2 separate regions of the Homo sapiens genome follow, and region 1 is linked to region 2. The links are chromatin contacts, found by Hi-C in ENCODE. All regions are on one chromosome and are shown on one strand. The core of a region is the stretch at or near the end of the contact, and the rest is flanking DNA. Distances in the headings are between cores, read along the strand shown. Region 1 overlaps RNF130 (ring finger protein 130). Region 2 holds the start of MAML1 (mastermind like transcriptional coactivator 1).

Region 1 (5,120 bases), core at 2,011-4,510, 240 kb before region 2:
GCTCAGTGATCACGGCTGATTCTCCTTTGGATGTTAGCCAGCAGGTCTTAGAAACCGAGGAACTGTCACCTGGTCTTATTAGACCTCTTAAAGGTCGGCCATCGGAGTGTGTAGTCGTTAGAAGTACGTTTTCAGAAGTGGAGTTGCCGCGTGGATGAACGTATGTTTCCATGCCACTTCAGGAGCTAAAGCGGGGGGCCGGCCGCTGCAGATGTCTGAGGCTCCACTGCAGCCGAGGGTCCATAGAGACAGAGACTGCTGCCAGCCCCAGCTAGCAGAAGAGAGTTCTTGTCTGGGACCTTTAATAATCCTGCATCCTTTTATATTTGCCAGGTTCTTACATGGCACCAAGAGGCTGCAGAGCTGTGAGAGCAACTCACCTTCAATATAGAGGCCTCCCCTCCCGCAGCACTCTTCTGCTCACTCTAGTTCATGGCATGTGTGGGACATAGGAAAGGGGAGGGCGCTGAATTTCATGATTGCTGGGTTTGTTCCTTTCATGTTCTATTTGTTTCTCGTTCTGTATCCCCAAGTATTTCTCATAGGAATAAAGGACTTTGTTGGCGCTCAGTATGCTTGTGCTTTTCAGGTTTCACTGTCCACGTTACCTGCTTTCCGTCCCGATGCACCACCCACCCTGTGTGTGGCGGGCCTGTTTTTTATTTATGTGTGTTTTTATCACGTGAGTGGGGAACTTCTTTTCAAGGCCCTACTTGCCCCAGGTGCCTCTTTCTGAGGCCTCCTGGGTGTCCATGGAGCACCTTCCATAATGAGAGCCCAGAGCCATAGTGAGGGTGAGCGCGGTCAGGCGTGCGGGAATGGCCAGGTGGCGGGGCCGCTCTGCCCGTGTGATGGCCCTGCAGGTGCTCAGCCTTGGCCCACATGCTGTGTTGCATTGACTGCTCCAGACACTTCCCAAGGTAGATTAAACGCCCCTGGCCCAGTCCTTAGCTGAGACCTCTGCACAGCAGAAAGGTGGTTTGCCGAGCACCAGACTGTTGTAGCAGAACTTTGCCTAGAAGGGAAGAAAAGGCCACAGTGAGTTCAGTGAAAGTTGCACTGAAGAGACTAGCAGGAGGGTTAGACAATGGGTGATGAGGAGAAAAAGGTGCCGTGTTCAGGGCAGCTGCCTGTGGAGATCACAGAAGAGACAGGAGAGGAGGGCCATGGGTGAAGAGAACAGCCACCCAGCTTTGTGGAAGCGAGGGATGTGCCATGGGAATTTGAGACTGAAGATCTCTGGGTGAGTTGCACAGAAGCTGGACTAGCGGGGAATTTGGAAAGACAGGAGGGAAGGGTGTTCAGTGCTCAGAGGTAGGGTCAGGAGTAAGAGAGGGATGGGGTGGATGGAGAGCCCAAAGGAACTTTTTTTTAAAGACCAAAAATATTTCAGATTTTCATTTAGCTGAGGAAGGGAGGTTTTCTAAATTTGTCACCAGAGAACCAGTTGGTCTTTTTTGTTTTTCTTCATAGTACCCCACAGCCTAGAGGAGAAATTTTTAATTGTTTAGTAAAACAGAGGGGTGGGCACTTCTTTTATATCAATAATCCTAGAAGGAAACAGTTACTCAAGAACCCAAACATATTTATAACTAATTTCAGGTTAAAGAAACAGGCAGAGAACACTGTACTCATGCAGCTTTAAAAATGAAATATGAGGATTATACCATTTGGTTCTTTCTGGATAGTAAGAGAAAAGAAAGACGGAACAATAAGAAAAGGGCAAAGCAAAATCTGGCCCCAGTAGGGAGCACCAGAGCCGCACCTCCATCCCCCCAGGTGGTGCTGCGGCTTTACCAGGTCCCCACCAACAGTTCAGCAAGCCCAGCCACCCCCCACCCTCATCTGGATACCTCTCACTCCTGCACCAGAGCCCTGATCAGAAGTCAAGGCACCTAGGCCTCCCCCGACCCCCAGCGGGATGCCTCCCATTCCTGCACCAGAGCCTTGATCAGAGGTCACAGCATCATATGTCTTCCATTACCTGTCAGTCAGCCAAGTCCCATCGTCCACCCTGTGTAGGCCTGACCTGCAGCACCTTCCCGGCCACCCCACCCTAGCGCTAACCCAGTGCATAGGTCCGTACTCCTCCTGAAAATGTATGCAAGGTACTAGGCATTTGCGTCCCCGTGACTTTTCAGAGGGAGGTTCTGTAACTTCTATCAGATCTAAGGGAGTTTGTATGCCCCAAAAGGGTTAAGCCTGTTGTGGTCTTTGTTGGTCAGTAGCCAGCATTAGTGCACTTGACCCCTGCTGGAAAGTCCAGCTGGCCCTGGGGACACCCTGGAGTAAGGAACCACTCCACACACAGAGGCTACGAGTAACAAGACATAACGCCTTAGGTGTACTGAATGTATCTGGGGCTTACCTATGGATTGGTGGGTTTCCAGCCCTTAAGTAAAAGCTTTAAGGTTTAAATAAATGCCTTCAGGGGTGATGGTTCTGGTTATTTCATTGTCTGTGAATTTAAGACTAGATTGATAAATTCATTCTTCAAGATCTTTACTCTTGTCCCCAAAGAAGTGAGTATAAGGCCATCAAACAGTGATAGGCAGACGTGTGTGTATATTGTTCAGGCCAAAGTTGTAAGCATGAATGTTTGTTCCAGATCCCAGTAGAAACTGAGTTCTCTAGACCTCTTTTTATAAATCAAAACTGCATTTTTAAACAGCTGTAAATAACATTAACTTAGAAATTGACAATCAAAGTTGTAAAGGTATATACCATGATTCAATTTGGCATCTTACTTAAAAATTTCTTTTATCTTGGCCGGGTGTGGTGGCTCACGCCTGTCATCCCAGCACTTTGGGAGGCCGAGGCGGGCGGATCACGAGGTCAGGAGATGGAAACCATCCTGGCTAACATGGTGAAACCCCGTCTCTACTAAAAATACAAAAAATTGGCTGGGCGTGGTGGCGGGCTGCTGTAGTCCCAGCTGCTTGTGAGGCTAAGGCAGGAGAATGGTGTGAACCCGGGAGGCGGAGCTTGCAGTGAGCAGAGATTGCACGACTGCACTTCAGCCTGGGCGACAGAGCAAGACTCCGTCTCAAAAACAAACAAACAAAAATTTCTTTTATCTTATCCCAAACTCAGATTAGTGTTTCTTCCAAAGCTGCCCTGAACGTCTGTCCTGGCACCCACCTTCTCCCTGTTTGGCCAGGACTCTAGAGCTTCAGAAGGCTGCTGGGCCGGGTGCTAGAGCTTGAGAAGTAATTTCTGCAGCTCTTCCGGAGGGCACAAGTTCCTTTTTTTAAGAATGCAAAACCCTGTATGACTGACTTATTTCCAGTCACAAGACTGTGACTTTCTACTTGCCTGAATAAGAGAGAAAATCTCCCATCCTCCCCCGTTAACATTTCAGCTGAAAATTGCTGAGTGTTACTTGAATCTAGGCACAGTTTACCCCTTAAAATAGTTTCAGCTTCCCTGTAGCTTTTATAAACATTCAACATAAGTTGCTTAGAAGTTTTTAAAAATGATGTTTTAAATGACATTCAATCAGGGTGCCAAAAAACTAATCACTATACAGAGAACTCTTCACTTAGCCATGATTTAGTATCTTTTTGAAACTCCATTTTTCTATGTTAGCTATTGTAGAAAGCATAACTGGTTTATAAGGTGTGATTATTTTCATTCTTAATAAATTTTCTAAGTTTCCATTAGTCCTTTTTGGAATTTGGTAAAATAAAAGGCCCAAACAACCAAATCCTACTTAGCAGTTCTTACACGGTGTTGTACATATGAGGTTGGGCTCAGGAGATTTTCTGCAAGTTATATTTTAATAAATTCCCAATATTTGTCTCTTGGGGCTTAAAATATGTCCTGAAAGGGGGAAAAGAAAACTTAACTAAAAATTCCCTTTCTTTCCATTTTGGCCTAATAAGTTTCTTGGTATGTAACTTGTGACATAATTCTCCATTATTTTATAGGCATGTTTTCCACAAATCCTGCGTGGATCCCTGGCTTAGTGAACATTGTACCTGTCCTATGTGCAAACTTAATATATTGAAGGCCCTGGGAATTGTGGTACGTTTCCTATTTTATTTGTTACCACTTTTGTATATTATTATATGTATGTGTAATACAATATAACATAATTGGCATAATAGGAGGCATGACTAAGACACAGAAGAAAACACTGGCTATATTTGCCATGTAACCATGTAAGCCCAACAGGACCTTTTTACCAGATTACTAAGAAGTCTAATCCATCTCAGAGAACTCCTGGAAGAGAAGGTAAATAACTCTACTAGGCCTTTTTTTTTCTTTTTTTAAATTTAAGAGACAAGGATTCACTCTGTGGCCCAAGCTGGAGTGTAGTGGTGCAATCATAGCTTACTGTAACCTCGAACTCCTGGGTTCAAGCAGTCCTCCCACCTCGCCTTCTGAGTAGCTGGGACTACAGGCATACACCGCCATGCCTGGCTAACTTTTTTGTTTTTTTGAGAGGGAGTTTTGCTCTTGTTGCCCAAGCTGGAGTACAATGGCACGATCTTGGCTCACTGCAACCTCCGCCTCCCAGGTTCAAGCGATTCTCCTGCCTCAGCCTTCTGAGTAGCTGGGATTGCAGGTGCCCGTCACCACCCCTGGCTAATTTTTTGTATTTTTAGTAGAGACAGGGTTTCACCATGTTGTCCAGGCTGGTCTCCAACTCCTGACCTCAGGTGATCCACCCGCCTCTGCCTCCCAAAGTGCTGGGGTTACAGGCGTGAGCCACCGTGCCTGGCCACTTTTTTATGTTTTGAAGAGACAAGATGTTCAGGCGGGTCTCAACTCCTGGCCTCAAGTGATCCTCCTGCCTCAGCCTCCCAAAGTGCTGGGATTATAGGCGTGAGTCACCACACCTGGCATGGTCCACTTTTAAAAGGGTGCTTCTGTTGGTCGATGAGTATGGGATGAAGAAAGAGAGAAGGACATGATTTTTCTTCATTCCAGTACCTACCTTTAGAAGGTAGGCTGTATGCTGTTGACTCTGTTCCAGTCATAAACTCCTCTGTGCTTGGCATAATATAAAACGATGTCATTGCTTATGTTCTTTAGCCTGAAGTTTGACTTTGATCTCTTGAGGGTTGGTAAGTTGCAAGCAGAGAAGGCAGGCAGTGACTGGAGCCCAAGGAGAA
Region 2 (5,255 bases), core at 1,984-4,483:
GCTGACAGTCTAGTTGAAAAGATGCGACCTAAAGTAACAAGTGACCATGTGCTAAAAATAAATAGCATAGGCCGGGCGCGGTGGCTCACGCCTGTAATCCCAGCACTTTGGGAGGCCGAGGTGGGTGGATCACGAGGTCAGGGGTTCGAGACCAGCCTGCCCAACAAGGAGAAACCCTGTCTCTACTAAAAATACCAAAATAAGCCAAGCGTGGTAGTGTGCGCCTGTAATCCCAGCTACTCAGGAAGCTGAGGCAGGAGAATCGCTTGAACCGGGGAGGCAGAGGTTGCAGTGAGCAGAAATCATGTCACTACACTCCAGCCTGGGTGACAGGGCGAGACGCTGTCTCAAAAAAAAATAAATAGGCTAGGTGCAGTGGCTCACACCTGTAATCCCAGCACTTTGGGAGGCCGAGGTGGGTGGATTATCTGAGGTCAGGAGTTCGAGACCAGCCTGGTCAACATGGTGAAACCCCATCTCTACTAAAAATACAAAAATTATTAGCTGGGCATGGTGGCCAGCACCTGTAATCCCAGCTAGTAGGGAGGCTGAGGCAGGAGAATCACTTGAACCTGGGAGGCGGAGATTGCTGTGACCCTAGATCGCGCCATTGCACTCCAGCCTGGGCAACAGGGCAAGACTCCATCTCAAAATAAATAAATAAATAAAACAAATAGCATAGATAATATGTTTCCTAAATGTTTTGACAAAGGAGATTCTTACTGCTGTGGGTTAGGCTGGTCAGGAACTAGCTTTAAGGCAGAAGAAAGAGATAAGCTGGGACTGGCAGGGTGGCAGGATTCTGAAAGGGATGGAGGAGGGTCCCACAGGCGGCCTTTAAATTTATGAAATACTGTATTTTATTTATTTATTTATTATTATCATACTTTAAGTTTTAGGGTACATGTGTACAATGTGCAGGTTAGTTACATACGTATACATGTGCCATGCTGGTGCGCTGCACCCACTAACTCGTCATCTAGCATTAGGTATATCTCCCAATGCTATCCCTTCCCCCGAAATACTGTATTTTCATGTCCACACTCATTTCTTTTTATTCTTAAAAGAATCCTGGGGGCGGCACGGTGCGGTGGCTCATGCCTATAATCTCAGCACTTTCAGAGATCAAGTTGGAAGAAAGGATCACTTGAGCCCAGGAGTTCAAGACCAGCCTAGGCAATATAGTGAGACCCCATCTCTAACAGAAAAAAAACTTTTTTTATTTAGCCAGGCATGGTGATGTGCAGCTGTGGTTGATCCCAGTTACTCAGGAGGCTGAGGCGGGAGGACTGAGGAGGCTGAGGCGGGAGGATTGAGGAGTCTTGAGCCAGGAAGGTTGAGGCTGCAGTGAGACATGACTGTGCCTCTGCACTCCAGCCTGGGCGACAGAGTGAGGGGAGGGCAGGGAAAGAACACGGGGCGATAATAAGCCCAACATGCCCCTAGTTTACAGATGAGAAAAGTGAAGATGAGAAGGCTTGACCAGTTGATACAATAAGCAATGAAATCTGAGTGGTTTTTTTTCTTCTAACCCAGCAATCGAGGCTAGTGTGGAAGAGAATGAGAAAAATAATTCAACCAGAGCAGAGGACCTGTGAGGGACATTAAAAGATAGGTTAGGTCAGACTGGTCCCAAATGCCAAACTAAAGACTTTGAACTTCATCCTTTCAAGCAAGAGAAGGATTTCCAGCATTTCGAGAATAAGGGAGAAAGAAACTAAATGCCTACAGACTGGTTAGTTAGCTAGGGACAGGCACTGCAATAGCCCAGGTGAGAGATAATAAAGGTATGAATTTAAAAATACACATAACAAATTAGATTTTAACATTGGTTTTAAACTAAAATCCCCAAGAAAACCACTGAAAAACCTTGTCTCTTTTGTAAATCTGTTTCAGGAAGAAAAACCTCTAACCAACAAATTTCAGGAACATTTACTGAGAGCCCAAAGGGAGTAATAATTGACCAACAATCTAACATCATCAGAGATTTTAAACAGGCCTGATAAATTAAAACTAGAATTGTCAACAATATTGCAGGAATCTCAAGTTCACAAAGTTCAGGCTACCTAAACAAGGAATACTTATATGCAACTCATTGAACATTTTACTAAGTTTTCCAAAAATTTCTTGATTTTCCATTCAGAGGAGTTTCAGTTGGTCAACCAAAGGCCGACTTATTTCCACATGAAAGCCCTGATCCTGCTCACAGCACAGGATCTTGTAAAGGGCAAGGACCCAATAAACATTTGCAGAATAAATGAGGCCAGGCCTACGGTGCAGGAACTCCCTCCATCACAGGCGACTCGAATGCTAGTCTATTTCGAATAAAGATCTCAACATCCCGGAATCAAGTCTGGAAGAAAAACCCTCCGGTTAGCGTTCGCCAGCCTTCCCAGGTCGGGCCTCCTGCAAGGCCCTCAAGGCGCTGTTTTCCCAAAGTAACGCCACCGTGCCACTTCCCAAAGATGACAACCTCTCAGCTCCCTGCCATGTTACCCTCTCTCCAGCCAGATCCAGGAGTCGCGGACGCCTGGGGAAGTCTCCCAGCGGCCCGATCCGCGTCAGAGGAAGCGTTTTCGGGAGAGGGGGCTGCCGCCACGACAAGCGCCTTCCCGCGCCCTACTCACCGTGGCCGGGCGGCCGTGCTCGGGGCCGTCAGCGGCGTCCAGGCGCGGGGCCGGGGCGGCGGGCGCCGGGGCCGTGGCGGCGGGCGGCTGCCTGTGCTTCCCGGCGCGCTTGGCCTTGGCCTGGATGCAGCGCTGGTGCAGGGCGAAGGTGTGTTGGCGCTCCAGCTCCAGGCGCTCGGGCGACACGGCCTCGTAGCGGGCCTCGCAGGTGCTGTGGTGGCGCCGGCACAGCTCGATGCGCCGGCGAAGGCGCTCCATGACCGCGCTGTGCCGCGGCAGCGCGAACTCCGCCATGGGGCAGGTGGGCAGCACCATGGGCCGCGGGCTGCACGGGCCGGGCCCGGGGCCGGGCCTCTCGGGGCCGGCTGGCACTGCGGGCTTCGCTCCCCGCGGCTACCCCTCTCCGCCTCACGGCCGCGCCATGCCCCCGAGGGCAGCGGAGCGGGCTCGCGCGCGGCGGCGGGTTTTCCTCCTGCCCCGCTCGGCCCGACCCCCAGCCGGCGCTTGCTGCCTACCTCAAGCCTCGGCCTCTCCCCACCGCCCCGGCCCCATTGTTTTCCGCGCTACCGCCGCGGCCGCCATCTTAAAATTGTTTTCGGGCCTCTCGGAAGAAGGCGGGGCCTCGGTAAGAGACCTTGTGCATCACGACTGATGAGCAGGGGCCCTGGCCAATCAGAGAAGGAAGAACCGGCCGCCCGAGGGCGTGGGGACGAGCACGCAAGAGGCGCGCTCGGGCGCCAGAGCGGTATTTAAAAGGAATTCTCAAGCGAAGGGCGGAGGGAAGCCCCTGGGCGGGCCTTAATCCTGGGGGCGGAGCTAAGCGTGACTGACAGGAGCCCGTCCAAGAGGCGGCTATTGGTTTCCTGCACAGCACCCGCTGAAGGCAGGCCCTTCCGGCTACCCCGAGAAAAGGGGAATCTGGCAGGCGAGTGCGGCGCAGCTGGCCAGTCCCTGTCGCCCGCCTGGCAGTACAGAGACCTTTTTTTTAAATTATTTTTTAAATTTCGACTTTGATAAACTCTAAGTAGCCACGCTATTTTAATGTCAGCCGTTTTACTTTGACCTTATTCCTTGTATCCAGCCCCATAATTGGTCAGAATCGTCTAGTGAGCTGGTAGTTTCCTCTTGCAACATTCCGAATCACTGGTAGTTTCCACCTATTTGTAAAAGCCCGAGCAAGTTTCAAAAGTGCAGTATTACTCACTACTTAAAAAAAAAGTCCAGAAGATGTGAGCAAAAGCATGCAAGAGTGCAGCTCCATTAGAGGGAACTGGAAATGCAAAGGACGACGTTTCACCACAACCACCGCCTTCCAGGCTCAAGCGATTCTCCTGCCTCAGCCTCTCCAGTAGCTGGGATTACAGGCATGCGCCACCACGCGCGGCTAATTTTGTATTTTTAGTAGAGACGGGGTGTCTCCATGTCGGTCAGGCTGGTCTCCCACTCCTGACCTCAGGTGATCCGCCCACCTCGGCCTGCCAAAGTACCGCGATTACAGGCGTGAGCCGCCGCGCCGGACCAAAAACAGTCCTTTAGGTAAAACTGAGTTACTCAACAAAACCAAACCAAGACAAATTATGCCCCATTATTAAAACTAATAGGCAAAGGGGAGTAGAGGGACTGGAGCAATCAAACAGTGTTAGTACTAAAACTAGATAGTGTGATGCCAAAGGATATCAGGAACTCTAGATATGGGCACTCTAATTGCTAAAAGGTTAAGCAGGAGGTGGCAGGAGGCTGCACATTGAGATACACCATCAGTAGTTCAAACATTCGTTACTCTAGCTTTTTACTAGGGCTCATGAGGTTTTATTTTAAAATCAAGAGAAAACAACAATCAAATATGTCTTCATACAAACGCAGCAGAAAAATACAAATCCTAATGTTTTAAATGGAGAAAGTGGGCCACCAAGGCAAAAGTGCCATAATGCAGTCCTGCTTTTTTTTTTTTAGCATTCAAACAAATTTTACACCAGAACTAAACTATTTCTTAATAGAAAAAATAGTAACTAGGAGCACTACATTCTGTGTACATACTTTTCTTTAGTATGTAATCTAAAAATTTAATAGCACATAAAAAACTGGGCTAACTTTCAAAAATACCCCTAAAGTATTTAAGTATATGTAAAATAATGGAGTCTGATTCTGAACAAATAATTTTCTAATAAAAATTTCAAAGTTCAATGGTTCCCCTAAGTCTTAAAGAATATTATCTACAAATTATCAGTAGCATTCCCTCCTTTTCTGAGCTGCTGTCCACACTATTATACAACAGAAACTACTGCACCGCAATCACATGGGCAGGAAGAGGCAAGGGCTAGACAGAAAAGACTGCATCAAACTCACGTGGTGAGATAAAAGTCATTATTTCACTGTCCATAATAGTTTCTGCCTAGTAGTGAACTCTCACATAGTGGCCAATTATACGAAGATCAACCCACTAATTGAACATAGTCACACACACACACTGAAGGTTACTATGAAGAAATTCAGTCAAAAGCAGACACTTAACACAGGGCTTTAATGTAACACCATTTAGTAACATGACAAATTGAAAAGTGAGGAGTACTTTGTGGATAAGAAAATGGAGGAACACATCTGATGGAGAGTGGGCATTTGACAACAATG

The links. Hi-C counts contacts between places; a loop is a spot of excess contacts on that map. Pooled maps may share reads with other maps.
Region 1: a map of B cell shows a loop between it and region 2 (16-fold over the local background). The contact joins the enhancer-like site here to the promoter of MAML1 in region 2. A Hi-C loop is called at or near these places in 1 of 168 maps with a recorded cell type or tissue (B cell), 1 of 37 single-sample maps with no recorded cell type and 4 of 50 pooled maps.

Annotation. Positions count from the first base shown.
Region 1 is chr5:179,969,316-179,974,435 of GRCh38, reverse strand. It overlaps RNF130 (ring finger protein 130), which reads left to right. Exons shown (of 9, transcript NM_018434.6): 6 at 3,930-4,026. Among named protein-coding and RNA genes, the nearest start is that of MIR340, 44 kb to the left of the region's middle. Within about 2 kb of position 3,260, at least 11 of the 41 ENCODE cell types and tissues checked have a DNase peak (open chromatin) inside an H3K27ac peak, as active enhancers do; they include B cell, where a contact is called at or near this core.
Region 2 is chr5:179,730,800-179,736,054 of GRCh38, reverse strand. MAML1 (mastermind like transcriptional coactivator 1) reads right to left here and starts at 3,233. Exons shown (of 5, transcript NM_014757.5): 1 at 2,628-3,233. The coding sequence starts at 2,942. CANX (calnexin) reads right to left here. Exons shown (of 15, transcript NM_001746.4): 15 at 4,414-5,255. RefSeq lists silencers at 2,641-2,700, 2,941-3,140 and enhancers at 2,329-2,829, 3,591-3,690.